Regions from separate parts of the Mus musculus genome. Here region 2 is linked to region 1. The links are chromatin loops, found by intact Hi-C in ENCODE. Cell type or tissue: heart. All regions are shown on one strand. Each heading gives the region's core, and the rest is flanking DNA. Links, peaks and the distances in the headings are about the cores only.

The links. Hi-C counts contacts between places; a loop is a spot of excess contacts. Peaks named below come from ENCODE experiments on the same cell type or tissue, not always from the same donor. Only the 100,000 strongest peaks of a DNase experiment are listed, where the experiment ranks them.
Region 2: it touches region 1 in a loop (6-fold over the local background); 10 of 42 quality-filtered maps call a loop at or near these places.

What each region holds. Positions count from the first base shown.
Region 1 is chr6:136,612,038-136,628,469 of GRCm38, forward strand. It overlaps Plbd1 (phospholipase B domain containing 1), which reads right to left. Exons shown (of 11, transcript NM_025806.2): 7 at 5,165-5,365; 8 at 4,890-5,030; 9 at 1,755-1,940; 10 at 700-806; 11 at 34-311. The coding sequence ends at 141. Among named protein-coding and RNA genes, the nearest start is that of Gm40409, 9.9 kb to the right of the region's middle. In heart, for the core only: CTCF peaks have their summits at 7,794 (motif pointing right) and 8,928 (motif pointing right); a DNase peak (open chromatin) is centred at 8,894; H3K4me3 peaks cover 635 bases.
Region 2 is chr6:136,416,429-136,432,860 of GRCm38, forward strand. It overlaps a transcript of E330021D16Rik not described here. Among named protein-coding and RNA genes, the nearest start is that of E330021D16Rik, 9.1 kb to the left of the region's middle. In heart, for the core only: CTCF peaks have their summits at 4,819 (motif pointing left) and 6,118 (motif pointing right); no DNase peak of the experiment used is centred there; H3K27ac peaks cover 338 bases.

The DNA.
Region 1 (16,432 bases), core at 4,557-12,556:
ATTCCCAGCAAGGCTAAACGCAGGACCACAGATGGGAATTTAATATTTTTTATTAAGAGTACAGATGGGAAAATACAGCTAAGAGTGCCTTTGGTGTCCTATTCGCAGCTTTCTGTCATCTCTATGTCTCACTTTTTGTCCTATGACAAAATTGGTTTCATGGTAACAAAATTAAAGTCAAAGACTTCTGGCATCCCCCGATGGAGCGTGTCATTGAACCGATTCCAGTTAAAAGGCGGGAGTCCATCTTGTACCGTGGGACCACTAATGGCATAGGCTTTATACTGAGATGCAAGAAAGATGTCTGCCACCTGGAAAAAGAGAGGAAAACATTTGAGAAGACCATCTAAAATTTGACTGTGTAATCTTCATTCGCCCTTCTTAAGGTGGAGTGTGGTTTGTTTATTTTATTTAACGAGTATTTGTCTATGAGAGTATATATGTGTACCAAGCCTGCAGTACCAGTAGAAGCCTGAAGAGGGTAGTAGATATCCCAGAATTGGAGTTCAGATGGTTGTTAGCCAGCGTATGAATGCTGAGAATCTACCAAAAATCTGTAGAGCCAGGTGTAGTTATATACAAAGCTGCTTCCTGAATTTAATATGTGGTTGGACAAACTGGGTTATGCTACAAAAACATCTTGCCTCTGGCCTAACTCCTTGTTAGGAGTAAATTGGAAAGCATCAGAGTGTCTATTACCTTGGTGTCATAGCATCCTCCAGGGCTTGGACTGGCTCCATTCAGGTCCTCACGACAGCAGATGGTACTGCAGGGATCCCCCTTGCTGTAGGGGTCCTCTTTATAATCTAGGAGACACAGTGGTGAGGAAGAAGAGATATGGGCTACTCTGAGATATACTTAGCAAGATTTTGTATCTATCCATGCCTGGGTCATTAAAGAGCATATCCCACTGGCCTCCCCAGCCCAGCCTGCTTCTAGATACAGAGATCGCTTGAGGATTGCACTAGGAAGTACAAATCCCCAGTCCTGGGGCAGCCCCGAAGAACCATACCCCAAAGAGGAAAGGGGGAGGGGATGGAGAAGGAGAAAGAGAGAGAGGGAGAAGGTAACTCTCACCACTTTCCACAGATGAAGTACAAACTAGGCTTGGAAAGTCTTCACCAAAAGAAAGCACTTAATGAGTATTCTTAGCTGCCTTTGTACTTGGGAGGTGTGCTAGCAGGAGGCCGGGTGATGCTAAGGAGATAGCCCTATGTGGATTATTTCTGTATTTTACATGTTTGTGTTCTTGTTTTTTCTTTTTAGGGGGAGTGGGATGTGATGGGTCAGGCAAAAATAAAATCTGTAGAGCCAGGTGTGGTTCCAACACTCAGGAGGCAGGGCCGGGTTGATGAAGAATTCAGTTTTTGTGTCTGTATCTGTGCTAACAAGGCTGTGTGCACATAAGCATACCATGGTGTGCTTGTGGAGGTCAGAAGAAAAGCTGTGCAAGTCAGTTCTCTCCTTCTACTGTGTGGGTCTAGAGGGTCAAACTCAGGTCAGTAGGCTTGACAAAAAGTGCCCTCATCTGCTGAGCCACCCTACCAGCCTTTCAGAAATCTCTCTGAGGCTTTATAAAGGAAGCAACGGCTCTATTTGTTGAGCCATATGTGTACAGCATTAGTAGTATCCGATATTGACTTCAGTAATTTCTTATAATTCTCTCTCGTACAGAGATGGCGGACTTACACAATTCTTATTTCACAGGGAAGAGAAGGGGTTTTGCAGAGTGACTCAACAAATGTGCTACGTACTGTTGTATCGCATGATATATTTCATGGAGGCCATGTCCGTCACGTTCCCTTGGTCACGCCTGAAGATTTTGGCACGTGGAGCTAAGTCATAAGAGTAGTCCAAGCCCAGCTTGTGAACCAGCAGAGGGTAGCCACTCCAGTTGTAGATTGTTTTGTGGAAAGGGATATTATAGGAAGCCCAGTATCCTGATGTGGAATGGAAGAGAAAGGTAGGGTTGGACAGAGGGAGATGGGAAGAGAGGGGGAACAAAAGAAGAAAGTTATTTAGTGCTGCTATATTTGAAAATTACCACATGTGTAATTACTTAGGAAATGAACCTGCAGGTCACAGTGGTCCTTCTAAAGCCTTTGGTTTTCACTGCAACTTGTTAGTATAATCTTAAAACCCAGAGAGTGGCTTTGCTCTCTAGGGACCAAAAAAAAAAAGCAAAGGATGATACAGTGTTCTGGGAGCTGCCTGAGGTCCATCATCTGCTGAGTAGGATGCCCCGCAGAGGACCACAGATGCTCATCACACTGGGAGCCGCCTGAGGTCCATCTGCTGAGTAGCATGTCCTGCAGAGGACCACAGATGCTCATCACACTGATGGAAGACACCGCACTGGCATCAGGAAACCCAAGCTCTAGCTGGGTTTATGGATGAATAATTAGGTCCTAGGCACTTAGCCCCATTTCATGTGTACAAGGGAAGGGGTGACCATAATGAGTGGGCATGGGGTGCAGGTGGTATCTTGTGTACTGAACACATTTCCCAGGACCCATGATCATCCAAAACTGTACCTCAAGCCACTAAGCACCGGACATGTAAAACAATTCTAGGAACATCTTGGATTACACCAGACTATTGCCTATAGAACCCTCAGTTAAAATAAGGGAGACTCTAGCTACTATGGGAATCAATATGGAGGTTTCTCAACAAACTGCAGGGATGTGCGCGAGCTATACAGCGCCTGGGAATTCACATCTTAAATCAACATACCACACTGACCCCTGGGCATCTGTGTTTACTGTAGTACTGTTTATAGTAGCTAACCAATAGAACTAGTCCACTGTTCAACAACAAACAAGAAAATGTGACATTTATACTCGGTAGACTTTATTCGGTCACAAAAACATTTCATCTGCAGGGAAGGGTGCATCTGAAGATGATCACGTGAAGGGAAATGAGCCACTCAGAAAGACTGCGTTCCTGTCTGTGTGCTTTCTATACAAGATGCAAAAGTAGAATTGAGGGAGGGGCTAGCAGGAAGAGGGTGGACGGATGGAACCAGGGAGGAGTATGGCAGATGGATGAGGTCAAAGGGCCTGAGGGACTTGAATGAGAACGTCTTGATGAAGCCTGTCACTTTTAGTGAATTGATTCCAATGCGAAAAATTAGGAGTTGCTCCACTTACTTGCATTTTCACCAAGGCTTAGTGGCCAAGTAAGCAAGTTTCTGCACTTTGTAGCTGTTGGTATAGCAATGAAGTGTGCATATGGTATGTTAATACGTCCTCATGGGGAACCCCTCATATGTGTATAAGATATTGATGCTATCGTGTGTGTGTGTGTGTGTGTGTGTGATCTAGTTGTGAAGTTCCCTCGTGTGTGTGTGTTTGTGTGTGTGTGTGTGTGTGATCTAGTTGTGAAGTTCCCTCTCCCCACATTCTCAAGCCTTGCTCGCTGACTGGTGATGCCACCAAGAGGTCATGCGTCATGAGTCCCAGCTATACTGATTAAGTGGGTTATCAGGAGAATGGGCCTAGATGGAGGATGTACTCCACCTTCGAAGGTCGTACCCTGACCTGGGTTATCCCTGTGCCTCTTCTTCCTCACCACTGTGATGAGGATGGTTTTCCTCTACCATATGTGTCGGACAGGATGCTCCTGACCAGAAAACACAGGCTGAGAAAGTGACTCTCAGTAAATTCTACCTCTTTTAAGTCATCATCACGAGATTTGTCATTGGGGGGTGGGGGGGGGGTGAATAGCATGTAAGTAATGTCTTTAGGAGGGGACACAGGCTGTAAGAATATAGTTCAAGCCCATTTTGTCAGATTTGGGGGCAGCTCTTTTTCCTACCAAATTAGTTCAGTTCGAATCATATTTTTCTACCAAATAACTTAGTACCAAAACAATAACTTCTGGCATTAGAGTTCTAGGATTTTAATAGTAAATAGGTGATTGGTGGGTTTGCATCTGGATTGCATTTGAAGAGAGTAAGGTTTTGAGAGTTTGAGTCATTTACCTGAGACTATGAGAAGCCAAGATTCTATCCCCGAGCTTCACCTGCCTGGGATATACCCTTGGTGGCCACAGCCAGCATCTCTGATCCCTCCCACTAATGGAATCCTCTTTAGGTTCTACCAGGCCTGGTACCTCAGACTTTATTCCAGCTCTTCCCATTCTGGGCTATATGATGCTCCAGTTTCTAGAGAGAAGCAATTTGGCATCTTTGCTTTCCCAGCCTGAGTCAGAGTAACACCCCACAGATGTGCTCAGTGGAACTTACAATTTAGCCCCCAGAATTCCAGAAAAAAGGCGACTTTAGAGCTGTTAGAGGTCAGAGGTCACAAGGCTTGACGACATCCCAACCTCCCATGAGAGAATGAAGTGCCCACTCACTTCATTGCATGATGACTCTTTACCAGGATGCCCGTCACTGCCAGCCCTGCCAGCCACTCGCACACAGCACATCCTGCATCAGACGCACTGGTCTTAACTTTCAACCTGATAGGACCTAGGATCACCTGGCAGAGAATCTCCAGGAGGGATTGTTTAGATCAAGTTGGCCTGCGTGTGTGTGCATGTCTGGAGGACAATTGTCTTAGCTGATCTGGGAGGACACCTGGAAGTGGTGTCATAGTAGCTCACCCTGGATCTGGGCCCTGGACTACAAGAAGAGCCAAGAAAGCTGGCTGAGTGGTAAACGTGTGTGCATGCCCTTTCTCTCCGCTCTAGATTTCAGACGTGGTATGGTTAGCTGCTTCAGCTTCCTGCCTCGACCCGACCACCGTGGTGAGCTGTAGCATGGCATTGTGAGTTTTCCATCAATACTTTACTTTTTCCCCTACCACAGGGTATCACAACAGCATAGATGAAAGCAGCACACATGTATTGGTACACAGTCCTGACAGAGTAGGAAGAGAAGGTACCTTTTCTTAGGACATTGGTTTGATCGGAGTATTCTACATATGTAGGGATTTGCTCCACAATATAGAGAGTGCCTTTGTCCAGGCTCCTATTGATGGTCACCTTCTTCAGGTCCAGGACCATGTACTGGTTGTTGTAGGTACCTGAAATGTTGGAAGACACAAGGCGACAGGGATATGCCTCAACTGGTTAAGTGATTAATAACGTCAACTGATTAACAACTGTAAGGCTAGACATAGGCACATAGGCCTTAGGACTGCTGTACAGAACCACTTACCAGAGTTGTGCTTTGAAAATATCTGTGCCCACTCCTTACCACCCTCGGCCATCATGTTGGCCACACGGACTCTTTGCCAGGCCAGGAGAGTCTTGGGCACCACCTGCTTCAGCAGGGTTTTATTGTACACACTGTTTGTGGTCTGCAGCAATATCAGGCCACTGCTGAGAATATAAAAGTCATCCAGAGACTCCAAGAACCCTAGAAGAAGACAAACGCACAGGTCATCGCATGCCCACACGGTCCGCACAGCCACCATCATCACAGGTCATTGCATGTCTACATGGCCCACACAACCACCGTCATCACAGGGCTTCGCATACACAGTAGGTCTGGCAATGTAGAAGCTATGGCTTGCTTTGCTCTGTAGCAGGCACTCCCAGCATTGGCCCAGCTACTTGGTAGTTACTAAGCTGCAGTGTGCACAGGTGCCAGTAGAGCCCATAACCTTCTAGATTGTCTAAAAAGCCTGAATATCTGAGGGTGTGTGTATGTGTATGTGTGCCTTTGCTAGGCAGTTAAGAATTTAGATGTCGGGGCTGGAGAGATGGCTCAGCGGTTAAGAGCACTGACTGCTCTTCCGAAGGTCCTGAGTTCAAATCCCAGCAACCACATGGTGGCTTACAACCATCCATAATGAGATCTGACGCCCTCTTCTGGTGTGTCTGAAGACAGCTACAGTGTACTTACATATAATAATAAATAAATCTTTAAAAAAAAAGAATTTAGATGTCAGGCTGGAGAGATGGCTCAGTGGTTAAGAGTGCTGACTGCTCTTCTGAAGGTCCTGAGTTCAATTCCCAGCGACCACATGGTGGCCCACAACCATCCGAAATGAGATCTGATGCCCTCTTCATTGCCCTCACCTTGAACTTCCCAGTGTCTAGACCTGCAGGCAACAGACAGCTACAGTGTACTTAGATATAATAATAAATCTTTGGGCCGGAGGGAGCCACCTCCATTCCCAGCAACCACATGAAGGCTCACAGTACAGTGTACCCATATTTCTTCCTCTTTCTTCCTCTTCTTCTTTCTTCCTCTTCTTCTTCTTCCTCTTCTTCTTCCTCTTCTTCCTCCTCTTCTTCTTCTTCCTCTTCTTCTTCTTCTTCTTCTTCTTCTTCTTCTTCTTCTTCTTCTCCTTCTCCTTCTCCTCCTCCTCCTCCTCCTCCTCCTCTTCTTCTTCTTCTTCTTTCTTCTTCTTCTTCTTCTTTTCTTCTTCTTCTTCTTCTTCTTCTTCTTCTTCTTCTTCTTCTTCTTCTTCTCCTTCTCCTTCTCCTCCTATTCCTCCTCCTCTTCCTCCTCCTCCTTCTTTTCTCTCTGTTCTTTATGAATTTTATTGGAATCTTTATGACTTTTAAACATGGATGAATCTACATGTGTAAATCTGAACCTGGCTTTGAAAGTAGGCTTTGACACCCTGGTTCACAGAGTCTTCTAAATGTTGGAGACAGTGTAGGCTTATGTTGAAGTCTGGGCTGGGTGAGAGTGGACAGGTAGACCAGACACAACTGGACCATTGTCAGCAACTGATAGATGTCTACAACTGAGAGTGTTAAAGAAATGTCTGAGAACTCAGGGGTAGGCTAGGCACTGGAAAGAGGCCAGAGAGAGTGCGCTTGCTCTGTCCACCGTGTGCACACATAGCGAGGCACCACCTGTAAGAAAGAGCTTTCACAGCCTGCCATTGCCCTCACCTTGAACTTCCCAGTGTCTAGACCTGCAGGCAACAGACTTGTGTTTGGAGGTTACCCGGTCTAAACTCCTCCGTTAGGACAGAATCGACCAACATAGGCTCAGATGTCTACCTTTTTATAACAACCCCGTTCTTTTTGGCATAGCTAAGCATTACTATCCACATGCTATTATCACTTAACATTTTGTCTATGTTATTTATTTATATTCAGCAGGTCATTGTCGTATGTATATGTGTGCAAATACATGGACTGTGTGCAACACAGCTGGAGGGCGAAGAACAACTTTGTGCAGCTGCTTCTTGTCCTGGTTGTTGTTTGTTTGTTTGTTTCTTTTTGTCAGCGTGCCACGATCTTGAATGTATCTGGGAAGACGGAACCTTAGTTGAGAACATGCCTCTGGCAGACAGCCTGTAGGCAAGCCTGGGGGTTATCATCTTGATTATTGATTGACATGAGAAAGCCCAGAAGCCACGGCTGATGCTATCTCTGGCCTGGTGTCCCCTGTGTGTATAAGACAGCAGGCTGAACAAGCCGGTAAGCTGAACTCCTCTATGGCCTCTGCTTCATTCAGTTCCTCTCTCTACATTCTTGACTCAAGCTCCTGCCCTGACGTCTCAGTGATGGGCTATAGGCTACGCACAGAAAAAGGCCCTGTCTTCTCCAAGGCGCTTTTGGTCCTGGTGTTTATCACAACAGGAGAAACGCTAACAGTTTTTCCTTCCCACCTTTCCATGGACTGACCTTAGACCATTAGGATTTCAAAGCAAGCATTTTCCCCCCCCCAATGAGTGATCTTGTTGGCCCTTAGTATTACAGTTTTGGGGTATTTAAATTTTTAAAAAATTTTATGTGTGTTAATGGTTTGCCTGTATATATGTATGTAACTATAAAACACATATGTGCAGTGCCTGAGGAGGCCAGAAGAGGGCATCAGAACTCCTGGAACTTGGAGTTACAGACAATTGTGAGCTGCCATGTAGGTGCTGGGAACCAAACCCCAGGTTCCCTGCAAGAGCAGCAGGTGCTCTTAACCACTGAGCCGTCTCTGGGGGGCCCTGGTTTTGGTTTCTTAACTAAAAAGTAAAACTGTGTGTATCTATGGAGTACATCTGATATTTAAATAAATATACGTTGTGAATGGCTCTTTTATGTGTGTATATATATATATATATATATATATATATATACATATTTCTTTATACCAACTTCCTTTCACACCTAAAACATTAGCCTTTTCATATACATTAATGACTAAAGCAACAGGAGTTTTATGAATTTTTTTCAGCCCCCTCCCCAGAGAATGAAAACAAATGCCCTTCTGTCTGCGTACAAAGGGCACTCATACAGGAAACAGTTGAACCCCCACCCCCAATGATGTGTATCACTGTGCAGCTTCTAGGAGCCTGGGATGGGCCAGGCAGGGTTGGAGTCCGGTAGAGGGGTGACATAAAGCCGAAGTCTGGCCAGATGTGGAGGTCCTGTTCTGAATCCCAGTGCTGCTGAGGTGAGAGCAGCAGATCTGGTCATGGCCAACTTGGGCCACATGAAACCCTTATCCATCTCAACAAACGAAAGCGAGGAGCAAGAGGACTTGAAAGACGAGAATGCATTTCAGTCACGTGGACAGCTTACACCAAGCCTGGCTATCCGCACTTCACCTCTGACAGCCTGAGGCTGATGACATCATTCGGCTCTCACAACCTGTTTAAGGTCCGGAGTTTCGGAGTAAGAATCTCAAAGGTAAGAGGAGTGTCCGACTGAAGGAGATTCTCCAAGGCTGGGTCAGCTTACACAAGAGGATTACGGAGCAAAAGTGAATTTCCTACTCCAGCATGCAGGCTTGATGGCGCACCCTTGAACGCAATTTTAGTGAGTACCCTTTCTGGGAAGATACAGGCTGGATATGGGATAGAAGTTGGGACAGGTTTCAGGGACAGCTCATTCATTTCTAAGTCCCTTTTGCAGTGCTCAAACAACAAACAGGCATGGCCTCTGTGGGCGAGCCCTGGAGAAGGAGGATCCTAGCCGGTAGAATGCAGGTTTGCTAAGTCCCTCCTTGCTGTAGTACTCTGTCTGGACACAAGAGGGCAGGCGTTCTTTTGTAAATGAGTGACTGAGAACCTCTCATTGCAGAGTAAGGGTCCTTAAGAAGCCAGAGGGTAGTAAAATACAGCCTGCCTAGAGTTCTCGAACAGCAAAAACAAAGTGATGAATTGGGTTGCAAAAGCTACTCGAGGAGGGTGACTCTATATTGTCGAGCTTAAAAACAGCAAGCAAAACATTAAAGGAGGATACCAAGTCCCCATGCTTGGCCATAAAGGGAAACGTCGTTCCTGTCGATCCTAACCTCGCTGCCATCCCAAAGGTAGCTCTGGAAGGCAGATCATTCTCAGTTAAGGGGAAAAGGAGAAATGCCACGTTCTATAACGCCCGCCCTCAGATAGCATCCCATGGTAACTTTGTTGCTGAGATTAAGACGCAGTCTTTTTTCAGTAAACAAAGCCCACCTTGATAAGGGCCAAGTAAGGAAGCAGGGAAAGGCACCGGCCGCCAAGCCTGACAAGCTGAGCTCTGTCCCTGAAACCCACTCCTGACCTCCACATGTGTGTTATGACATGCACATACACATATACTACACACACACACACACACACACTGGATTTCACTAAAACACAAGGAGCCCAAACGTCGAGACTGGAAGCAGTCTGTGATCAACAATGCATTTACCTCAAAGATGCTACACCCTATCACAAGGACAGGTGCTCTACTCTATTCATAGCAGCTTTATTCATAATAGCCAGAATGGAAGAATGAATAAGAAAATGTGGTACATCTACACAATGGAATACTACTCAGCTATTAAAAACAAGGACATCGTGAAATTTGCAGGCAAATGGATGGAAATAGAAAATATCATCCTGAGTGAGGTAACCCAGACCCACAAGGACACGCACGTTATGTACTCTCTGATAAGTGGATATTAGTCATACAATACCCTGGATCTATCCCACAGTCCCAACGAAGCTAAACAAGAAGGAAGGTCCAAGTCAGGATGCTTGGATCTCACTTAGAAGAGGGAATAAAATAATCATGGGAGGCAGAGGTATGGAAGGAACTGAGTGAGAGAAAGATGGGGAGGGGAATGGGGGTGTTCAGGATCAGATGTGGGGAGACAGGAGAGAGTCCCAGGGGGCCAGGAGAGTGAATGTAAATTGGTGGCTGGCAGGGTTGGGGGGCATCTGTAGAATGTGCCAGACACCTGGAATGGGGGAGGCTCCCTGGAGCCTATGGGCAGGGTGACTTTAGTTGAGATTCATGGAACCTTAAGTGGCCACCTCCAGTAGCCAGGTAGAACCCCCAGTGGAGGGATGGGGACCCCAATACACCCACAAAACTTTTTACCCCAAATTTTTCCTGTCAACAAGAAATGCAGGGACAGAAATGGAGCAGAGGCTGAGGGAATGGCCAACCAATGACCGGCCCAACTTGAGACCCATCCCATGGGCAAGCACCAGTCCCTGACACTATTAATTATACTCTGTTGTGCTTGCAGACAGGAGCCTAGCATAACTGTCCTCTGAGAGACTCCACCCAGCAGCTGACTGCAACAGATGCAGAGACCCACAGCCAAACAGTGGACAGAGCTGGGACTCTTATGGAAGTGTGAGAGGGAAAAGATTGAGGGCCCTGAAGGGGACAGGAACTCCACAGGAAGACCACCAGAGTCAACTCCCTTGAACTCTTGGGGCTCTCAGAGACTGAACCACCAACTAAAGTGCATACCTGAGTTGGATTCAGGTCCACACCACACATATGTAGCAGATGTGCAACTTGGTCTTCATGCAGGTCTCCCAATAACTGCAGCGGGGACTGTCCCTAGAACTGTTGTTTATCTGTGGATTCTGTTTCCCTGGCTGGGCTGCCTCAGTGGGAGAGGTTAGCCTAGCCCTACAGAGACTTGATGTGCCAGAGTGGGGGTGGGGTCGGGGGAGCCCCACCCTCTCAGAGGACAGGGAAAGAGGGTATGGGGGAGGGACTGTGTGAGAGAGGAGATGGAGGGGGCAGCAATCAGAATGTAAAGTGAATAATTAATAAATAAGAGTATGTGTCCGAAGCTTCCACATGAGTTTTTTTTTCTTATTTTTTTACTTTTTGTTTTCATGTTTGAGGGGAAGGTGGGTGGGTAAAGGGCGGAAGCGGATGGATGGAGAGATGAGTGGGATTGGAGTGCATAATGTGACACTTCACAAAGAATCAATAAAAAGTTAAAAAAAAAAAAAGTGTGTGCCCAAGCGTGCTGTGGCGTGCGTGTGGGTCAGGGAGGTCGGAGAATAACCAGAGTGAGTCAGTGCTCTCCACACGGGCCCCACGGAGTGAATCTGGGGCATCCAGGCCGGCAGCTTACACCCAGCAGCCCCTGCTCCCAGCTCTGGGATACACCCGCCCACCACCAAGCCCAGCGTTCTTTTTTTTTTTTTTTTTTTTTCCATTTTTTATTAGGTATTTCGCTCATTTACATTTGCAATGCTATACCAAAAGTCCCCCATAGCCACCCACCCCCTCTCCCCTACCCACCCACTCCCCTTTTATGGCCCTGGCGTTCCCCTGTACTGGGGCATATAAAGTTTGCGTGTCCAATGGGCCTCTCTTTCCAGTGATGGCCGACTAGGCCATCTTTTGATGCATATGCAGCTAGAGTCAAGAGCTCCGGGGTACTGGTTAGTTCATAATGTTGTTCCACCTATAGGGTTGCAGATCCCTTTAGCTTCTTTGGTACTTTCTCTAGCTCCTTCATTGGGGGCCATGTGATCCATCCAATAGCCGACTGTGAGCATCCACTTCTATGTTTGCTAGGCCCAGGCATACTCTGACAAGAGACAGCTATATCAGGGTCCTTTCAGCATAATCTTGCTAGTGTATGCAATGGTGTCAGCATTTGGAAGCTGATTATGGGATGGATCCCCGGATATGGTAGTGTCTACATGGTCCATCCTTTTATCTCAACTCCAAACTTTGTCTCTGTAACTCCTTCCAAGGGTGTTTTGCTCCCACTTCTAAGGAGGGGCATAGTGTTCACACTTCAGTCTTCATTTTTCTTGAGTTTCATGTGTTTAGGAAATTGTATCTTATATCTTGGGTATCTTAGGTTTTGGGCTAATATCCACTTATCAGTGAGTACATATTGTGTGAGTTCCTTTGTGAATGTGTTACCTCACTCAGGATGATGCCCTCCAGGTCCATCCATTTGGCCAGGAATTTCATAAATTCATTCTTTTTAATAGCTGAGTAGTACTCCATTGTGTAGATGTACCACATCTTCTGTATCCATTCCTCTGTTGAGGGGCATCTGGGTTCCTTCCAGCTTCTGGCTATTATAAATAAGGCTGCTATGAACATAGTGGAGCATGTGTCCTTCTTACCAGTTGGGGCATCTTCTGGATATATGCCCAGGAGAGGTATTGCTGGATCCTCCGGTAGTACTATATCCAGTTTTCTGAGGAACCGCCAGACTGATCTCCAGAGTGGTTGTACAAGCCTGCAATCCCACCAACAATGGAGGAGTGTTCCTCTTTCTCCACATCCACGCCAGCATCTGCTGTCACCTGAATTTTTGATCTTAGCCATTCTGACTGGTGTGAGGTGGAATCTCAGGGTTGTTTTGATTTGCATTTCCCTGATGATTAAGGATGTTGAGCATTTTTTCAGGTGCTTCTCTGCCATTCGGTATTCCTCAATCTAAGTGGATCAAGGAACTTCACATAAAACCAGAGACACTGAAACTTATAGAGGAGAAAGTGGGGAAAAGCCTTGAAGATATGGGTACAGGGGAAAGATTCCTGAACAGAACAGCAATGGCTTGCTCTGTAAGATCGAGAATTGACAAATGGGACCTAATGAAACTCCAAAGTTTCTGCAAGGCAAAAGACACCGTCAATAGGACAAAAAGACCACCAACAGATTGGGAAAGGATCTTTACCTATCCTAAATCAGATAGGGGACTAATATCCAACATATATAAAGAACTCAAGAAGGTGGACTTCAGAAAATCAAATAACCCCATTAAAAAATGGGGCTCAGAACTGAACAAAGCCCAGCGTTCTTGATGTGAGTTGTGGGACGCACTCTACCCGCTGAGAAATTTCTCCGGGTCTATTATTCATCTGCTTTTTTTTTCTTTTCTTTCTCAGTATATAAACTCTACTAAGGAAGGGAATTTTGTCGTATTGACTCATACCTGTTCATTTCGGCATCAGGAGAAGGTGCCAAAGGTTTAACATACGGAAGTGCTCAATAAATAACTGTTAAATTTATTGAAGAAGAAATGGTGAATAATGTTTATGCATCTATGGCACTTGGGGCTCCTCACTCTGGAAGGATGGAAGCCATTCTTTGACCTACACACACACACACACACACACACACACAGCAAGTCAGGAATCATATCGGGCAGGCTTGGAACACAGTTCTTTTCTGGCCGCACACCCCTGACAAGGGTGATGGGGACAGGTGTACAGTCGTGCAAAAGAAAATGATTCACACGAACCATGAGGAGACTGCAACAGGAACAGCAAAGCGAGTCCTGGGGGCTGCGCTGCGCACGCAGGGAGGAGTCGGGAGGTCACTGGGTGGCCAGTTCAGCCTGAGGAGAATAGCAATATGGGGGTGGGATTGTTGGAGCTGAAAGGGAGGACACTCCCCGAGCCAGGTGGTGGAAGATGACTAAGACAGGTGTGTCCCTCAGAAGACTTCGCATCCTGGGACGGTGCCAAAGGAGATAAAACACACCCAAAAGGGAGTCTAAGAAAACCAGAATCAAGTGCTACAAAATCTGCCTGTAATCCTTTGCAATGCGTGTCCCGCTTCCTTCCATTCTTCCTTCGTCCCTCCCCAGATTCAAGCTGGGAACTTGGCCCTGTGCTCACCTGTGAATCATTTGTATAGATTTTACAAAGTCTCCGAGATCAAAGTGGTAACATGAAATTAGTAACAGTAATTATGGTTCGTTGAAATATTCCCAGCATACATTTATTAAAGGGACAACTTTAAAACCTAGGCGAGTAACCACACTATGGACCCCGGACACTGACTAAATTCTCCTGGGGCTTGGAGCATTGAATTTCGTTTTCACGTGTGTTTTCACGTGTGTTTTCACGTGTGTTTTCACGTGTGTTTTCACGTGTGTTTTCACGTGTGTCTACTGCAAGGCTTGTGCTTTGGGGACCACAGAGGCAGCTGGTGGCTCCAAGGATGGGCTCTGGTCCCCGAATGTGAACATCACCCAGGAGCTAGTAATAAGAAAGAAACCTTTTGTGGCCAGCCAGAAGGCTCAGTGGGTAACGCTGCTTGCTACACAAACTTGCTGGTCCAAGTTTGATCCCTGGAATCCATGAAAAGATGGACAGAGGGAACGGAGCATACCACAGTGTCCTCTGATCTCACACACTAATGGTGGCACTTAAAGAAGAAAGATGTACTCCTAGGGGTAACACTGTATGTGGGCTTCCAGCAAACTCCCCTGGGAAACTTGAAGGGAAATTACATTTCTGTAGTTTGTATTCATGGACCATGAATTCAGCCTGGGGTTGAGAGGAGCTTTTGCTTGCCGGCCAAAGCTGGAATGCATCAAAGTGTCTTTAATTGACCCCAGTAATGATGATCCTGAGGCTCCAGGCTTAATTACCTGTAATGGAGGCTTTCTGCGACAATCTGAGTGTGTCTCACCATGTGTGTGTGTTCTTGGTGGCATTGTGTCTGCAAGTGCTGTCTCCACCCAGATACACACAAATACAAACCACAGTTCAGTGCAAACAGAGCCATATCAGGAAAGAGCAAAGTCAGATATACTGTGTTCAAACCCGGGACTCAGTGTGGTTGTACGGCTTTGATCTGACCGGATAGCGTAGTTAACTTCTCTCAACCGATTTCTGTCTTTAAGGAATCAAAATAAAATACCATTGATTTTTTTTTGATTGTTTGGTAGAAATTAAATGACCTACTTTACTCTGTATAAGACAAATGTTATCAACAGGTCACAGAGCCAAGCACATAGTAGGGAATTGTAAAGAAAAAAATTTTTTTTCTTTTCCTTTTTTTCCAGAACACAAACAAGCTTTATTAGCAATTAATTTAAGCCTTGAATGTGGCCTACTTCTCACAGTGCTTGGCAGGTCTAGGCCCCACCCATTTCTTGTTTCTTTTTCTTTTTTCTTTTTTCTTTTTATTGAGACAAGGTCTTACTAGGTAGCTCTAGCTCTCCTGGAAATCACTCTGTAGACCAAGCTGGCCTTGAACTCACAGAGGTGGATCTGCCAGCCTCTGCCTCCTGGATGCTGGCATTAGAGGTGTGGGCTTTCTGCTATTTCTATTAAGAATTGCTATGAAGGGGCTAGAAAGCGGCCATCGGTGGCACAGGACAGTGACCCAGCGCTGACTAAGCACGAGAACGAGGCTTCCCTCCCTCAGGGTCCTCACTGCCCATTACACCATAGGCTGCGATCCCTAAAACTAAAAGTCTGGAGCCCTGAGACTTCCTGTCTTAGATGCTGCCTGTGTATGGAGACAGGGTCAAAAGAGAAGTAATTAAGATGACCTGAGTTCCTGGGAGTGAGACTTCATGCAGTTACCAGGCTGTGTGTAAGAGCAGTAAGAAGGCAGAGCATGGCCTTGAACTTCTGATCCTTCTCCAAGGACTTCGTGTTGTCCGCAGAAGCCACCACATCCAGTGTTTGTGGTGCAGGGGATTGAACCTAAAGCTTTCAGGCATGAAGCCAACTGAACTACATCCCCAGCCCTACCTGTGTTTTTATACATATAATTAAATATTAACCTGAAGTGAAGTGTGAGAGCAAGTGCTCTCAACCTCCGAGCCGTCTCTCCAGCCCCATTGTGTTAAAATGCTTATAAAGAGAAACCGGAGAAAGAAGACAGATGATATAAAGAAACTAAATATCAAAATAGACACAAGACAGATGAAATAAAGAAACTAAGTAATAAGATGGCAGGCTTAAGACCAAATATATCATCTAAACTCTATGGGTCAAACAGGACTGTGAAAGCACATCGTGGATAGTTTATAGTTTTATGTGCTCTTGATAGATCAAAATCAGCTATCTAAGCTTGTAAAGTAAGTAGAAGGAAAAAATAAAATGGAAACAATAAAGAAAACTGACAAAGAATAGGAAACAAATGAATAGAACAGGTTTGGTTCTTGGGGGGAAAAACAACGAGAAACTAATTCATGAGATCAACACACACTAGCGTGATAATGAGAAGGACCATGAACACCATCACCCGTCCTACAGATGACAAAATGCCAGGGAATACATTTAACTTTCATTAAAAAAAAAAAAAACAAAACAAAACAAAAACCAAAAAAACCTTAGAACAGGAAAAAAACCAAACAACAACAAAAAACTCCTTAAAAGACACAGATTCAAGAATTAGACCACTAGCACGTCTATCAGTGAAAGAAACTCAATTGCTGAGAATATTCCAGAACTCTTCCATGCCTCGGTGACTTCACTGAGAAAAACCACACCAGCCCTTAGAAGCCCCTTCACAACATTTAAGATGA
Region 2 (16,432 bases), core at 3,067-11,066, 200 kb before region 1:
CAGGACACTGACGCAAAATGAAGTGACCGAAGGGCACAGACTTGTTCCTGGAGTCTCACTGAGCCCAAGGAATCCTGAACGCAGACCACCATTCCCTTCCTTTCTCCACACAAAACACCGGAAGCTGTGGAACGGGGTATGACGTTCTCTCAAATCAGAAAACTCATGTGTGAGGTCACAGGCAGCAGATACACAAGTCTTTCCTTGAGTCTATCCCTTCAGCAACATTTGCTTCCATTCTCACCATGAACACCAGCTAAAAGGACCAAAGATGGCCAACATGCACATTCGAGGAAACTAAGTGTGCTTTTTGCCTTGAAATTGCTAGGCCAACAGGCAATAAAATCACCTCAGAATGAAGTATGACCTCAAAATGTGGAACGTTAGAAAACTGGAAGGTACTGGTTAGGAAAGGGTTAACAAGGAAAGCAACCCTGCTTCTATAAAGTCCACGGTGCCCACAGAGTGTCTAGGTTTTCGGTATCATTGCCAGCAGTATTTACATACACGGCTTCTTCACGTGTCGAGCATGACACGGCCTCTCCTTCTGAACACAGTGGCTGGACACAGCCTTCCTGGACGGTCTGGTGAAGAGTTGTTTATTTTAGGCATTATTGATACCTAGTTTGAAAGCGCTTACCAATAGGTTTCTGTATGAGGCGGCGTTCCATTTCTATAGTAAAATACCTGAAGCAAATAACTTATAAAAGTAAAAGGTTTAGTCTATCATATATAGGGACTAGATTTAAATTACATATATGTATATATGTGTGTGTATGTATATATATGTGTGTGTATATATATGAATATAAGCAAGGTGTATATGATATATAGGCAGGAAAATATAATGAAATATTGGACGGTAGCACATGCCTTTAATGCCAAGACTTGAAAGATGTTGTGTGAGGATCAAGAGCTTGCCATCTGTGGCTACATAGTAACTCTTGGGATAGCCTAGGATACTCAAGACCTTCCTTCAAAAAAGAAAAAAGAAAAGAAAAGAAAAGGAAAGGAAAGGAAAGGAAAGGAAAGGAAAGGAAAGGAAAGGAAAGGAAAGGAAAGGAAAGGAAAGGAAAGGAAAGGAAAGAAAAGAAAAGAAAAGAAAAGAAAAGAAAAGAAAAGAAAAGAAAAGAAAAGAAAAGAAAAGAAAAAGAAAAGTTCCCGGAAAGAAAGTTATTGTCAGTTCCCCACACCAACACAGTACCTCACAACTGCTTACGACTTCAGTCTCAGGGAATTTGATGCCCTCTTTTGACACATATGCTCACACACGCTCACATACAGACAGACAAATAAATAAGTTTTTAAAACAAATTAAAATTCAGAGAAGAAAGTTTATTTTGGAATCGTAGTTTTACATGGTCAGTCCAGAATTGAGTGCTCAGCTCTGTGCAATGGCAGTATCATAGCCAATGAGTTTTATTCGAGGTGTGATTATTGCCAATTGACAACAGAATAAGAGATAGCGGGGGCCGAGGGGGGTGGGGGAAAGAAAAAAGAAAACAGAATTGAATGCCCTGTTATGTGGGGCCTCAACCTGTCAGGTCCTAAAGAAACCCTGAAGGAGGCTAACACTCCTGTGAGCTCCCTGAGGCTCCGCCCAGAACTTCTCAACCCCGCCCCCAACAATGCTGGGCTTATGGGCATGTCCTGCCTGCTCTATTCATACAGCACTGAGAATGGAACCCCAGGACTGTGCCTGCTATGAAAGCACCGTGCCAACTGAGCTACATCCCCAGCCACACCCCAGAGGGAGCAGGAGTTAGATTCCTGACAAGCAGATAGATAAGAAGAGGGGCCAGAAATAGATAAAAAAAAAAAGATGGGGGTTTAACAGTTTCTTCTCATACTTCTGACTGGAGACAAAGATCTAAATGTCCGGTGGGCCTTTTCTCCTATCACTAGGGTTCCCCTGCCACTGAGATTGGAGACTCGAGGAGTTGAAATGAACACTTATTTTATCACGAGGGGGAGGCCGGGGTGGAATTCCGTGGCACAGAGCGTCAAATGCATGTATTTTAAAGGCTTGGCTCCTGGGGGGTGGTACTGGAAGATGGGGAGCCTTTAAGAGAAAGCTTATTAGGTCACAGAGGGCATGCTCTAGAAGAGGATTGTGGGACCAGTCACTTCTCTTTCTCTTACCCTTCCTGGCTCACAAGAAGCTTCCTCTGCCATGCATCTCCAGCATACAGTGCCTTGGTGAAAGAAAAAGAGGACGTGCCCGCTCCAAGGAACGCCTAGGAGGAGGGGTTTCATGTAGATAAGAGGGAGAACAGCCAGAGGCATTTGCAAGAGTCCAGACTGAAGCAGGCCTTGAGGGGAAAGAGAGAGAGAGGAGAGAGATAGAGAGAGAAGAGAGAGAGGAGAGAGAGAGAGAGAGAGAGGGAGAGAGAGAGAGAGAGAGAGAGAGAGAGAGAGAGAGAGAGAGAGAGAGAGAGAGAAAAGAGAAGAGAGAAGAGAGAGAGGAAAAAGAGAGAGAGAAGAGAGAGGAGAGAGAGAGAGAGGAGGGGGGGAGAAGCCAGATGGGAAGAGGGGAGTTTGAGGCCAAGAGAGGCTACGTGAGGACATACCTCAAAAACAGGCAAGAAAGTCAGCGTCGCCATGGGAGGAAAACAGGTCCAAGGGTTGTAGCCTGGGCAGCAGGAGTGACCTGGGGTTTGTTCAGAGCAAAGAGAACGAAGGCGAGGGCTCAGGAAACTTGCACACTCCAGTGCCTTGCCAGCGAGAGCAGTAGCCACCACTCGCATCCTGGCAACCTCCTTTTGGTGCTAAGGAAGTTGCTGGCACTATGGGTGCAATCTCCATTCGCCTTGCATGTTGTCTTTCCCTCTGCCTTGTCATCCTGAGAGGGAGACACGACTCAGTTCCCACTAGAAGACGGCTCCATCTTAAGTGTGCATTATCCTCATGGGATGAGCTGCCTGCAAAACTCCAGTTCCTGGAAAGTGCTGAGCCACGAGTGTAGACTTCTAGGAATGTCCCTCTAGGAATTCTACAGCAGGGCATTCAGAATGTTCCAGAAAAATCTTTAAACCCCCTTAGGTACTTATCTGGGTGTGTTGAACCTTGAAGCAGAGGACAAACACTATCTAAATGATTAACATGGAGAGTGGAGCAGGAATTTGTCCCAGTTTAAAGCAGAAGAAGCAAATACAAAATGAAGGCAGAGGGGCAAGGTTCTACCTTGCTTTTAGTTACCCATTAGACATCTGCCCGGGGCAAGGTCAGCATTTCCTGCAGATGCAGCCCGTGTCCCTGTCAGAACCCCAGTCAGGACAACCATTGTCGAAATGATTACTGCAAGTGCTGGCGAGGGTGCAGAGTCAAAGGAGTTCTCAAACGCTGTGGAAGAGAATGCTGAGACCCATCAGTGAAAGCAATCCGGGGACTCTCAGGGAATAAAAATAGAATGACCATAAGACCAGCAACCCCACTACTATCTCCAAAAGTAATTAAATCAGTTTGCCAGAGCACACCCTGTGTTCACTGAATCATATGTGGGGCTTTTTTTTAAAGATTTTATTTATTTATTTTATGCATATGAGTACACTGTATCTGTACAGATGGTTGTGAGCCTTCACGTGGTTGCTGGGTACTGAACTTGCTCTGGTCAGCCCTGCTCTCTCAGTCCCTGCTTGCACCGGCCCAAAGATTTATTTATTATTGTACATAACTACACTGTAGCTGTCTTCAGATGCACCAGAAGAGGGCATCAGACCTCATTAAGCATGGTGGTGAGCCACCATGTGGTTGCTGGGATTTGAACTCAGGACCTTCAGAAGAGCAGTCAGTGAGTGTTCTTACCCGCTGAGCCATCTCACCAGCCCTCATTGAATCATTGTTAACGACAGAACAATAACAGTAACAATAAAGACAATGAGATGTGCAGGTACCATAAAATCCTCTCCAGTCATACAGTCATAAAAAAAAAAAAATTAAAGGAAGAGGTGGGGCTGGAGAGATGGCTCAGCAGTGACCAGCATTGGCTGCTCTCCTGGAGGACCTATGTCCATTCCTAGCATCCACATGGAGTTGACTACCATCTGTATCTTCATTTAAAGGGAATCCAGCATCCTCCTCTAGTCTCCTCAGGCATGGGCAAAACATTCATACATAAAATAATGATTTAAAAAGAAGATTCAGGGGCTGGAGAGACAGTTCAGTGGTTAACAATAATGATTGCTCTTCCAGAGGTTCAGAGATCAACCTCATGCAACCACATGGTGGCTCACAACCATTTGTAATAGGATCTGATGTCCTCTTATGGTGTGTCTGAAAACAGCTACAGTGTACTCGTATACATAAGGTAAATGAATAGATAATTTTTTTTTAAATCAAAAACAGTGAATGAGGGCAAGAACTCAAACAGAGCAGGAACCTGGAGGCAGGAGCTGATACAGAGGTCATGGAGGGGTGCTGCTTACTGGCTTGTCCAGCCTGCTTTCTCACAGTACCCATAATAGCCTGGGGCCTCTGCCATTAATCACTAATTAAGAAAATTCTCCACAAGCTTGCTTATAGCCAGATCTCATGAAGGCATTTTCTCAGTCAGGGTCTCCTTCTCTCTGATGACTCTAGCTTGTGTGGGGTTAGCATAAAGCCACACCATGCTCCTCAAGACTAGCTCTTGGGACTTGAGCCCACGAGGTCCCTTCTCTTAAAGGTTCTACCTCCTCCCAAAAGCACCACGCTGGAGCCCAATCCTTCAACACCTGGGCATTTAAGGAACACTCTCTATACAACTCTAGCACTATGAGGGAACAGTTATCATCTTCCCCATTGCTGTGGTCTGTGACAGTGCTGATTTCTATGTACAGCGCCCTCTACAGACCTGTGTTTGAATAACTATTGGTCCCCAGCTGCTTAGGGGTACTGCTTTGAGGAGTTGGAAAATCTTTTAAATGGGAGGCCCCCAGGGGCAGTCCTTCAGCTATACCTACCCCCATTCAGGCCTTAGGAGTCTGCTTCTTGTTTGACCAAGATGTAAACAAGCTGCTTCAGGTTCCCATGGCCATGGGCAGAGCCCTCCAGCATCCGTGCCTTCTTCACAGTATGGGCTTCATCCCCTAGACCTGCAAGCCAAAATAAGTCCTTCCTCCCTTCCATTACTTCTTTGGGCCCCTTTTCTCAGGGGGCCTAATGGATACTTAATTACACAGGTCATTATAAAAGGTGACCGTAGGGGGCCACCCTCTAACCGTCTTCATCATCAGTTACTTTTCTGTTGTTGTGATTAAAAAAAAAAAAAAAAAATCACATGGCCAAAAGCAGCTTAAGGAAGAAAGAGTTATTTTAGCTTCCGGTTCCAGGGAATAAAGTCCGTACAGAAGTTGCTGGAAATAGAGATTGACATTTCATCCACACACAGGAAACAGGGAGGCAGAGCAGGAAGTGGAGAGGCTATAAACCCTCAAAGCCCACCCATCCCCCACCCCCAGCGGCATGCCTCCTCCTCCTCCAGCAAGGTCCACATCATCAAGGTTCCAGAACCTTCCCGACCGCACCAGCAGCTAGGGAGCGGGCCTTCTGATTCATGAGCGTATCGGGCATTTCTCATTCCAGTGGGACTGTTATCACATATGGCTCAGGCTCTTAATGACAGAAGTAGGAAGTTTATCGCTTTTCTAGAGAGCAAGCTGATTTAGTAAAAGGCTTTTGATGGAAGATGTGACCTTCATTTGATGGACAGAGCCAGCGTCCTCCTAGGAATGGCACTGACGGAGGAGATGCGCCAGGTCAGATCCCTCCTCTCCTTTTGATCTTGTTTTGATGCTTCCCACCGCCCTCATCTGCCTGGAAGTTAAGGACACGGAAGCTTATAGATGTGCCTCCCATAGGCTAGCCTACGCTCCCAAGGCATAAATTTAGCAGGACAGAGAACAGGGAACACAAGTCCAGAAGGGGGATATGATGACAGTCCAGCTAGTTTACACTACGATGTTAGCACAGCATCCTTACTCTAGCGGGTGGCTGGAACGGTGACAAATAGCTATGAATTTAATGAGGGAAATAGGAAAAAGAGTGCCCATGCCTTTCCAAAATGAAAAGAGTGAAATTTCTCACCTCAGACATAAAGAACTTACTTGATTCTTCCTTGCGTGGTGCAGTGCACAATGCCATCCAGAAGGTGGCAGCATTGGCAAGCCATCTGCCACTTAGAAATCCAAGGTACAAAAACATTTTTCACAGTTATCACTGATAGACAATAAGCTTCCTAGACAGAATAACTTTGAGAGATTCCGTTTGTTTTATTATCTTTTAATTCCGTATATGCATCTGTGTCTGTGTGCGGGTAAGTGTGCGTGAGCACAGCCACCTGCAGAGACTGAAGACCTCGGAGCCTCGGGAGCTGGAGCTCAGAAGGCTGTTGAGCTGCTGGGCTTGGGTGCTGGGAACTGAATCTGGGTCCTCTGGAACAGGAACAAGTCCCCTTAGCCACGGAGCTGTCTTTCCAGCCACCAGAATAACAACTTTTAAGTCACGGATGGTCCTAAGTAAATGACGTGCAGAGCTTACTGTTTAGTAGCTATATATAGTTCTGTGCATTTTAAAGAGTATAAATGCCCCATGTTGCCTGATGATATCATCAAATGCAAATACATAATCTACAAATATAGTAGTGTCAAATGCCTATATGTATTAAAGCTACAAAATATCTCCCATTGTAGATATGTACAAATAATTTATAAACTGCATTCTAACATTGAAGCAAAATATGCTGGCGAACACTTGAGGTCTCAGCAATTGGGAGGTGGAGGCAGGAATGGCAGGAGCTCAAATCCAGCCTCAGTTACATGGTGAGTTTGAAGCAGCCAGGGCACATGATGATGGGCTAATAAGACCATACCAGGTGGAATAACTAGAAACAACTGTTCACAAGCCACATATAAAGCATCATGTTTTGGGAACTCAGGGGATAACTCAGTCAGAAGAGAGCTTGCCCCGCAAGCATGAGGACCTGAATTAGACTCGGAAGCCACAACGAAGATCTGAGAGTGGCAGTGCTTGCTTGTGCGGCCAGCAATAGTGAGGTGGGGATGGGCAGATCTGGGGGCCCAGCAGCTGGCCAGCCTAGCTCACCTGGCAAGCTCCAGACAATGAGGGAATCTGGGCATCACAGATATCACATCAGCTATTGAAAAAGAAAATATCGATTGGCTTCTAAATGTCATTTGTACTTTGTTTACCGTGTGTGCCTGTGTGTGTGTGTGTGTGTGTGTGTGTGTGTGTGTGTGTGCATTGTGGAGGTGAGAGGACAACCTGCAGGAATCGGTTCTCTCCTTCCACCCACGTGGGATCCTGGAATACAGCTCAGGTTGGCAGAGTCAAGCACCTTGACTTGCTGAGCCATCTTGTTAACCCTTAAATGTCCTTTTTTAATAAGACATTTATTTTTATGTAGGTGAGTACACTGTAGCTGTGCAGATGTTTGTGAGTCTTCATGTGGTTGTTGGGAATTGAATTTTTAGGACCTCTGCTCACTCAGATCAACCCTGCTCCCTCAGTCCCTCTTGCACCAGCCCCAAATTTTATTTATTGTTATTCATAAGTCCACTGTAGCTGTCTTCAGACACACCAGAAGAGGGCGTGAGATCTTATTAAGGGTGGTTGTGAGCCACCATGTGGTTGCTGGGAATTGAACTCAGGATTTTCAGAACAGCAGTCAGTGCTCTTACCCACTGAGCTATCTCTCCAGCTCTTAAATGTCATTTTTAAATTGTTTTAATAATATTCAAAATTGTGAAGTTTTTAAAATGTACATAGAGATATTGTCAGTACTGGAGGCCAGCTTTAGCTAAGGACACAGGATAGCACGTAAAATGGGAACACCAAACCACGACAGTGTGAAGGCCTGATTTCTCAGTCTAACTTGGAGACAAGTAATACATGAGAATATGGTTGAATAAGGCACCATGCTGTGTTCCTGCAGGCAGCTTGCCACCTCCACAGAGTCACAGAGGGCTGAGCGGAGACCATGTTTGTGGGGCTGATCACAGTGGAAACATCACCCTGTGGTGATGGGTGATGGAGACAGATGGGCTATAGAGACAGCTCAGCAGATAAATGCAGGATCTGAGCTCAGGTAAAGCCATAGGTCCCAGGGTCAGCCAGCTTGGCATACAAAACAGTGGATCCTGCCTAGAACAAGGTGAAAGGCAAGGACTACATCCAAAGTGGCCGGACCTACACACACACACACACACACACACACACACACACACACACACACACACACACACACAGAGGCAGAAGTGCAGGTTGTAGTATACCCATGAGCATGCATATGGGGAGGAGAGTAGGGAAGGGGGAGAGAAAAGAAAAAACTGGGGAATAACACACTGTACCCCCCAGCCCCCCCGCCGCCCCCATAGTAAATCAGGGGCAATTTTTACTCTGAAAAGATTTTGGGGTGTCTAGAAAAAGATTTGCTTGTCACAACTGCAGCAGTGTTAATGGCGGTAGCTAGTGGTTGAAGCCAGCTAGACAGGAAACGCCCTGGACACACAGAAAGCCTCCCTCTACAAATAAATCCTCTGACATGTGTAGGGTCTCTGTGAGAAACTGCTCTAACAGAAACTGCATCCTTAGGGTGACAGGAATAGGAGGGAAGACGGGGAGAGTGTAGAGTCACAAAGACGGAACAAATTTAAAGATGCCTCACTGAGCAAGAAGAGTTGAGATGTTCTTCCAGATGTGAGAGAGCTGATCATGATCATATTTGCATTGCAGAATGAAAAACAAATGGCGACAGGATGAAAATGGGTTGGGGATGGGCGGGGTTGAGAAAGAAACGTTGTAACAATTCTCTTGGGTTTGTTTCCTTTGGGTTCTTGTCTTAATCACAGCGAATGTGTTCAGGGGAAAATGCATTTCAAGATTGAAAGTGTGGTAGCAGACTTCTCAACCTTCCTAATGCTGCAACCTTCTCCGACCACCAGCGGTGTGAATTACCACACACAGACTTTTATACAGTTTAGAGCTTAGGCCCTTTGCTGGGGCAGTCTCCCAGCTACCATTTAAACTTAACCTCACTCTTCTAGCCTGGGACCTGCCTCATGGCTTGCTCTATACTTCCCTGCTCCCTTCTGGGTCGGCCTCCGAATCTCTTGCTTCAGCTCGCCTCTCCCGGCGACACTCTCTGTCTGGAAATTCCACCTTTGTACTTTCTGTTCCAGCTATTTGCTGTCAGATCTTTATTGTAACCAATCACAGGTGAGACAATGCCTGATACATCTCTAAGGTTGCCTTTAGACAGGTGAAGAAGACACAATAGAAAACCTGGAGATGGGAAGAAGTGACAATACCAAAATCCTGTGGGCACTCAGCTCTCTTCCAGTAGACAATTAAGCATTGAAAATACAAGGGCACACCTTCATACAATTTGAGGAAGGTTGCCCCAATGGTGGCCCAGTAATACAGTTCAGCACGCTGTGCTAAGCCAGCCACCAAATTATTTTTGTTGCTACCTTTATAACTGTAAACTTTGCTACTGTTATGAATCATGATGTAAGTATCTAATATTCTGTATATCTGTTATGTGACCCCTGTGAGAGTCATTCAGCCCCCAAAGGTGTCACGACAGAGGTTGAGAACCACTGGCTAATGGCTTCAAGATTAAATGAAACACCACCACCTACACCTCCGTTCCTACCTCCCCTGCCTCCCTCCCACTAAGCTCACTCCAGCTGCTGCTGCTGCCCACTCTGGCCCAACCTGCTCCTTTATGACTCCCAGACTTCAGCTGCAGTAAAGTTCTGATGCCCGCCCTACAGACTGGCGGCCCAGTTTGACCTGTTCTTCTTGTTTGGTCTTTGAAATTTCACTCTAGCCCTTTGTACCCATGAGAGGGTTGGAACGACTCCACTCCTTAGCCCTTTGGATGCTAGCTCTTAAAAACAATTGTGGGGCAGGGATGGTGTTGGGGGGGGGCGTGCAGGGAGGGGCACTTGGATATACTTTGCTCAACAGTGCTTGTTAGCATGTCCAAAGCTCAAGTTTGATCTCCAGCATCATACTGACCAAGATGGCATACTCTTGTAAGTGAAGGCTGGAGGATTAGATGTCAAGGTCATCCTCAAGAAATATATATGCATATTTATATATGTATGTGTATGTGTGTATATACACATACATATATATATGGTTTGAGGCTACCCTGGACTACATAAAACCCTATGTCAAAAGAAGAGAAGAGAAGAGAAGAGAAGAGAAGAGAAGAGAAGAGAAGAGAAGAGAAGAGAAGAGAAGAGAAGAGAAGAGAAGAGAAGAGAAGAGAAGAGAAGAGAAGAGAAGAGAAGAGAAGAGAAGAGAAGAGAAGAGAAGAGAAGCAACAGGACTGGAGAGATAGCACATCATTTGAGAGCAAGTACTGCTCTTTCATAGGACCTGAGTTCAAATCCCAGCACCAGTGTTTCACAAATGCCTGTAACTCCAGTTCTAAAGGATCTGATGCCTTCATCTGACCTCCTCGGACATCTACACACACGCACATGTGTGTGCACGCGTGCACACACACACACACACACACACACACACACACACACACACACAAATTAAAAAATAAAATACGGGGCTGGAGAGATGGCTCAGCAGTTAAGAGCACTGACTGCTTTTCTGAAGGTCCTGAGTTCAAATCCCAGCAACCACATGGTGGCTCACAACCATCCATAATGAGATCTGACTCTTTCTTCTGGAGTGTCTGAAGACAGCTACAGTGTACTTACATATAATAAATAAATCTTTAAAAAAAATAAAATACATGTTTAGTTTTTAAAGAAACAAACAAAAGGAGGGTGAGAGGAAAAGACAAGGCTTGGAAATTCCTTCCTTCATCCCTTTGGAAAAGGCTCTGTCTTCCCGTCTGTGTCTGAGTCTCTCTCCTTCCTGCTCTCTTCTGCCAAGTCAGCACATCTACACACCACATTGCAGGCCAACCACCATGTGTACCTGCGGTATTTTCTGCATACTTATGTAGACTACGGAAATATTTCAAAACTAAGCAAACTAGAAACTTAAGAATGCTGCCCCAGCTTTCTTTTCCTCCAGTCCACGCCCACCCTCACCCCATGTCCCTTGGACGCTCCCCAATAACTGGATCTAATCAGAATCCAGCAAGCAAACAAGCTCACTAATGCACTGAAATAGGCCAGCCTCTCCCTTCCGCCCAAGACACAAGCTAAGCAAGAAGAGAGGGCCTTGAGTCTGGAGAGGGAGAGAAATCAGTAAATCCCTTCCCCAACCTCTGTACCTGTGAGATGCTTCATGGAAAATTGTTCAAGCTCACTGTGAACCCGACTCTTGAAGTAGGGTTTTCAGAGTCTCCGAGTGTCCTTCAATGCCCCTTCTCTGAAGGATGATCTGGTTCTGTTAACTCTGTGACATGGAGGCAGAGAGCAGCAAAACAGCCCCAAAGTGAAAACACGGTGCCCCTGAGAACCGGAAGATGAACCCTTTCCTACACGGGCCGCTGTTATTCATCCCGCTATAGAAAGATGGTGGAGGAGGTGGGGGTTGGGTCGTTTGCCCAAAGAAAGAAAGCTCAACCTGGAACTCCAGCTGATACCTCAACCTCCCCAGTTTCTTTTGGATGCTGTGAGCACCTTATTTGATGACATCACCTTCCTGCAATTATTTGTTCTTTTGCTTGGAAGCCCCGTGGAGGAAAACACCCTGTTCTGTCAAACCTGCCTCCATCACGAACAGCAGGCTACCTTAGTGGGGTTTTTCCAGTTAATTTCTTCTGGGTATTTTTGAGCACCTGATTTGATGATGGTTTACTGCCTATCTATCTAACACTACTTATCCTTTTCCTTTGGCTATAGACTTATCAAACTCACTCATACAAAATAAAAATAAATAAATAATGTAGCTGTCACAGGTTCTTCTCTGCACTATATGGAACAGCTCCACTATGCAGCTAAGGTAAAAGACGGAAAGCATCTCCCAGGCAGTGGTGGCGCATGCCTTCAATCCCAGCCCTCGGAGGCAGAGGCAGGGGGATCTCTGAGTTGGAGGTGTTGATCCAGAGGTTCACCACAAAAACCAACTGTAGCATTTTGGGCCAAATTTGAAGCAAGCTTTATTATTAAGTAGTACATACTGATCAATAGATGGACTTTGGTCAGGGCTGTTACTCAAATTTTCCCACCTGAGAATGGCCTCGAGCCTGATGTTACAGGGGCGTATACGGACATGAGGTGTTATTTCCCAAGAACTACAATTCCCAGCATTCAAGGAAATGACCTGGTTCCTGGGCAGCTAGGGCTTACAGGTTAACTGGACTTTACAGAAGTTCCAGGATTAGCCAGGGCTACACAGAGAACCCCTGTCCGGAAAGACAATTAAAAAGTGAAGCATTACTGACGTTCTCAAAGCCCCTCCTCTCCTCTTCCCTCTCCTCCCTTCCCCTCTCCCTAAAGACTATTGGTTTCTGACTTTATCTCAATTGGTAGAGTGAGTGTGCAGCCTGTACAAGGGTTCGATCCCCAGCACCACATAAACTGGGCACAGTGGCACATACTGTACTCCCAGCACTAAGATATATAGGAAAGGGGGATCAGAAATTCAAGATCGTTTTTAGTACATAGCAACTTGGAGACCAGACTGGGCTACTAGAAACACTGGAAAGAGGGAGGGAGGGAAGGAGAGAGGGAGGGAGGGAGGGAGGGAGGGAGGGAGGGAGGGAGGGAGGGAGGGAGGGAGGGAGGGGGGAAAACACCCCATTTCCCCACTCACCAGGAGCCCAGGACCTCCCACATGGGAGCCAATCACTCTGGCACTAAACTTCATCCCTAGCCCTTTTTATTTTAATTTTGAAGCAAAGTCTTGCTAAGTCATGTAGCAAGCTGGCTTTGAACTCACCCTGTAACCCACAAAAGCCCCCATTTTTTTGATTCCTTCTGCCTCTGCCATCTGACACTATCTTGAAACACGTGCTTCTCCCTCCAGAAAACCCTTACACTCAGACCTCATCTATTTATATATGAGTTAGTTACATGATTACATTTATGTTTATAAGCTCTCTATAGATGGGGCCAGCAAGATATCTCTGCAGTCGAGAGTGCCTGTGAAGAAGTCGGCTCAGGAACTTTAGAAAATTCCACCTCCTGGAACAGAAAGGTCATGAAGACTATAGGCAGCCCTCCCCTCTGGAAGGGAGGAGCTAGGTACATTCCTCAGACCACAGGAAGGAGGGACCAGCCACCTGCCACCTGCAGGTAGGGGAGGCCCAGAGCTGGTGGACACATTTTGCGACCCTTGGCCACCTACCTCATTCCTTATAGATCAATCAGTTTAAAGGTCACACTGTCCTGCCAATCACATTGTGCCAAATGGCTGCTGCATAGAGAACTGTATAAAGGCTGCACAGGGTCGTTCTTTCTCCCCATGTGCAGGGCAACCCCAACAAGTTGGAACAATAAATTTTTCTTGCTTTTTGCACAGATTCCCGACTCTGCGCCATGCACTCTGGGAGTCCCTGGTAAGCTAAGGCTCACCAGAGTCTTAAACCTGCTGCTCTTTCGGAGAGGAGAGTTCATTTCCCAGACCTCTCAGATACCGGAAGCCCCGGCTCCAGGAGGATTCTGGCTTCCACCTGCACCTGCACACACTTAACAAAGTTACACAGAGACACCAACCTACGTAAAGCAAATCTTTTTTAAAAAAAAAAAAACTTTTATCTAACAGAATAAAGAAAATAGCCGGGCATGGTGGCGCAAGCCTTTAATCCCAGCACTTGGGAGGCAGAGGAAGGCAGATTTCTGAGTTCGATGCCAGCCTGGTCTACAGAGTGAGTTCCAGGACAGCCAGAGCTACACAGAGAAACCCTGTCTCGAAAAACCAAAAAGAAAGAAAGAAAGAAAGAAAGAAAGAAAGAAAGAAAGAAAGAAAGAAAGAAAGAAAGAAAGAAAGAAAGGAAGGAAGGAAGGAAGGAAGGAAGGAAGGAAGGAAGGAAGGAAGGAAGGAAGGAAGGAAGGAAGGAAGAAAGAAAGAAAGCTTTACTAAATCATCGTGCAATATGGGGTTTCTGACATTTCAACGTTTACTTAAAAACAAAAACAAAAAACACTTTTTTTTTGTTACATATTTGGCTCTGAAAGAACTCAGTGGGGAAACCCCCACTCAGCTCCCGATTCGGCGTGCACCCAAGAATCACGAATAGAACACAACACCTTGATGTAACAACAAGAGGTATTTTAATGGCGGAGCTCCGGGTCGAAACGTATCTCACACAACAGGAGACAGTGGATTCGACCACGAGGCTTGGAAGCTAGGGGTTTTTATAGAAAAGGAGTGGGGCTGGGGGAGGAATTGGCGCGGTTTCACATGATTGGTCCATTTAAACATCAGCAGCCTGTAACATTTAACTTAGGTCAGAGGGGTGGGAGATAGGGAGGCGATGGGCCTGCCCAGGCATGTCCTGGTCTGTTCTGCTATGTTCTCAGCCCCAGGTTTCAAAGCTCACAAACAACTCTTTGGGCTATTTGACATACATTACATGAATTACAGTTTTATTTCCTTTCAGCTCCAGGCCTTTGTTTTCTGTTTTCAAGAGCTATGTTATCTGTGTATAAAAACCAAACACAGTAATGCCGAACAGTTTATAATTCTTCACTCTTTACACAAAGGCTACGATGAAGGTTCTAACAGATTCCTCCTTTGTCAAATGTGAAAGGTTCACTCTATGGCAAAATCATAACTACCTTAGTATGAATCCTCTAAAAAAATAAATAAATATACTGAGCCTGAAGCAAAGATTAAGTTCTTGACGTTTGGTTTAGGAGGCATAAGCCTGGGGCAGCCAGCAGCTTGAGTAAGAAGATACAAAACGCACACAAGGCCACACTGCAGCATGCTGGCCCCTGCATCAAAAACCACAAAAAGATGGGTGACAGAAGGCAAACCTTGAGCAACAAGTATTTTAAGAGGAAATGGTGCCCTAGCAGAACCCAAGGAATGGAGAAGGGTTCTTATCTCCCTTCCCCTCTCCCTTTTCACCCCATAAACTTGAGTTTCTGTGTCTGTTGTACCATCTGGCTGCTTGCCAGCCATGCAGGCAGTCAAACCCTCTAATACCCTGTATAGCATTGTATCCAAGCCCAAGAGTGGAGCCATCCCTCCCTGTAATTAAAGTTTATGCTAAATAAATTTCTGGAAAGTCTAGGCCAGGTAATAGGAAGTAGACATAGGCTAATTAAGAAAAAAAAAATATATATATATATAGTAAGGAGGACGGATAGAGATGCACAGGAAGTAGACAGGAGAGATGTTCTGTTGGAAGGAGGTTGTTTGAGACCCGGTGCGAGGGCGCATTTCCAGTGGGTCACCTGCTGAGGAGGAGGGCCCACTGGGGGCTTTCCTGGGGGCTTTCCGTGCCTCTGAGCCAGCAAGCTTTCACCTCAGCATCTGGCTCGGGAGTCTTCGTTAGTAAAAACCGAGCAATTGGGATCTGGGTACAAAATAAATATCATTCCTCTCAGTTTGTTTTTCTTTCCCAATGTACAGAAATTTAAAAGAGACCACTTCATCCCGTTCTCAGAGCTAGTGAGTTCACAAACACAGAAAGCCAGCAGCTCCATCCTCCCCACAGGAGCACCTCTGCCCGTTCTTATCTCTCCTGCAGGCCTCTCCAATCTCAGGAATTCCAGAGCAAGGGTCAACGGCCCTCGGGATGCCTGGTACCACAGTAAGTTTCTTTAGCCATCACAAGGGAATTAATTATAAATTATTATACGGGTCCGAGCACTCGAGAGTAAGTGTCACTAGAGTGGGCAATAATACAGTGCTATCAGGTTAGGGCTGGCTGGCACCCCCTACAACCTGTTCAATTCTTTTCTTTTCTTTTCTTTTCCTTTCTTTCTTCCTTTCTCTCTCTCTCTCTTTCTTTCTTTCTTTCTTTCTTTCTTTCTTTCTTAATATACTGACTTGTGTGTGTGCTTTTAAATCTTAGGTATGAAAAAAAATATTTTTCACATTGCAAACTTCTTCTCTGACCCTGGATTATATGTCCAATTAGTCTATGGCATCTTGATAAGGACGAGTTAATTCTAATATAATCAAAAATCTTAATTACTCCAGTGTTTTATTGGAAATGATTACTAAAACCTATCAACTATTTCTTCAAAACAGCTGACTTTTAAAAAATTTATTAATGACTATCTTGATAGTTCTGCTCTTGAACTGTCCTTGAATTCAATAACAAGTCTTAAAACTTAGCAAATCTTTATTATGGATACCTAATTATGAACTAGTTGATTATATTTACTAGTAATTTATTTAATTTCCATACTGGAGTTGACTTTTGCAGTGTCTTTATCAGGGCTGATATTTAATTTAGCTAAAATCCAAAAGTGCATGAGACTGAAGGGATGTTTCAGTATTTAAGAGCCCTGGCTGCTCTGGCAGAGAACCCAGGCTAGGTTCCTAGCACACA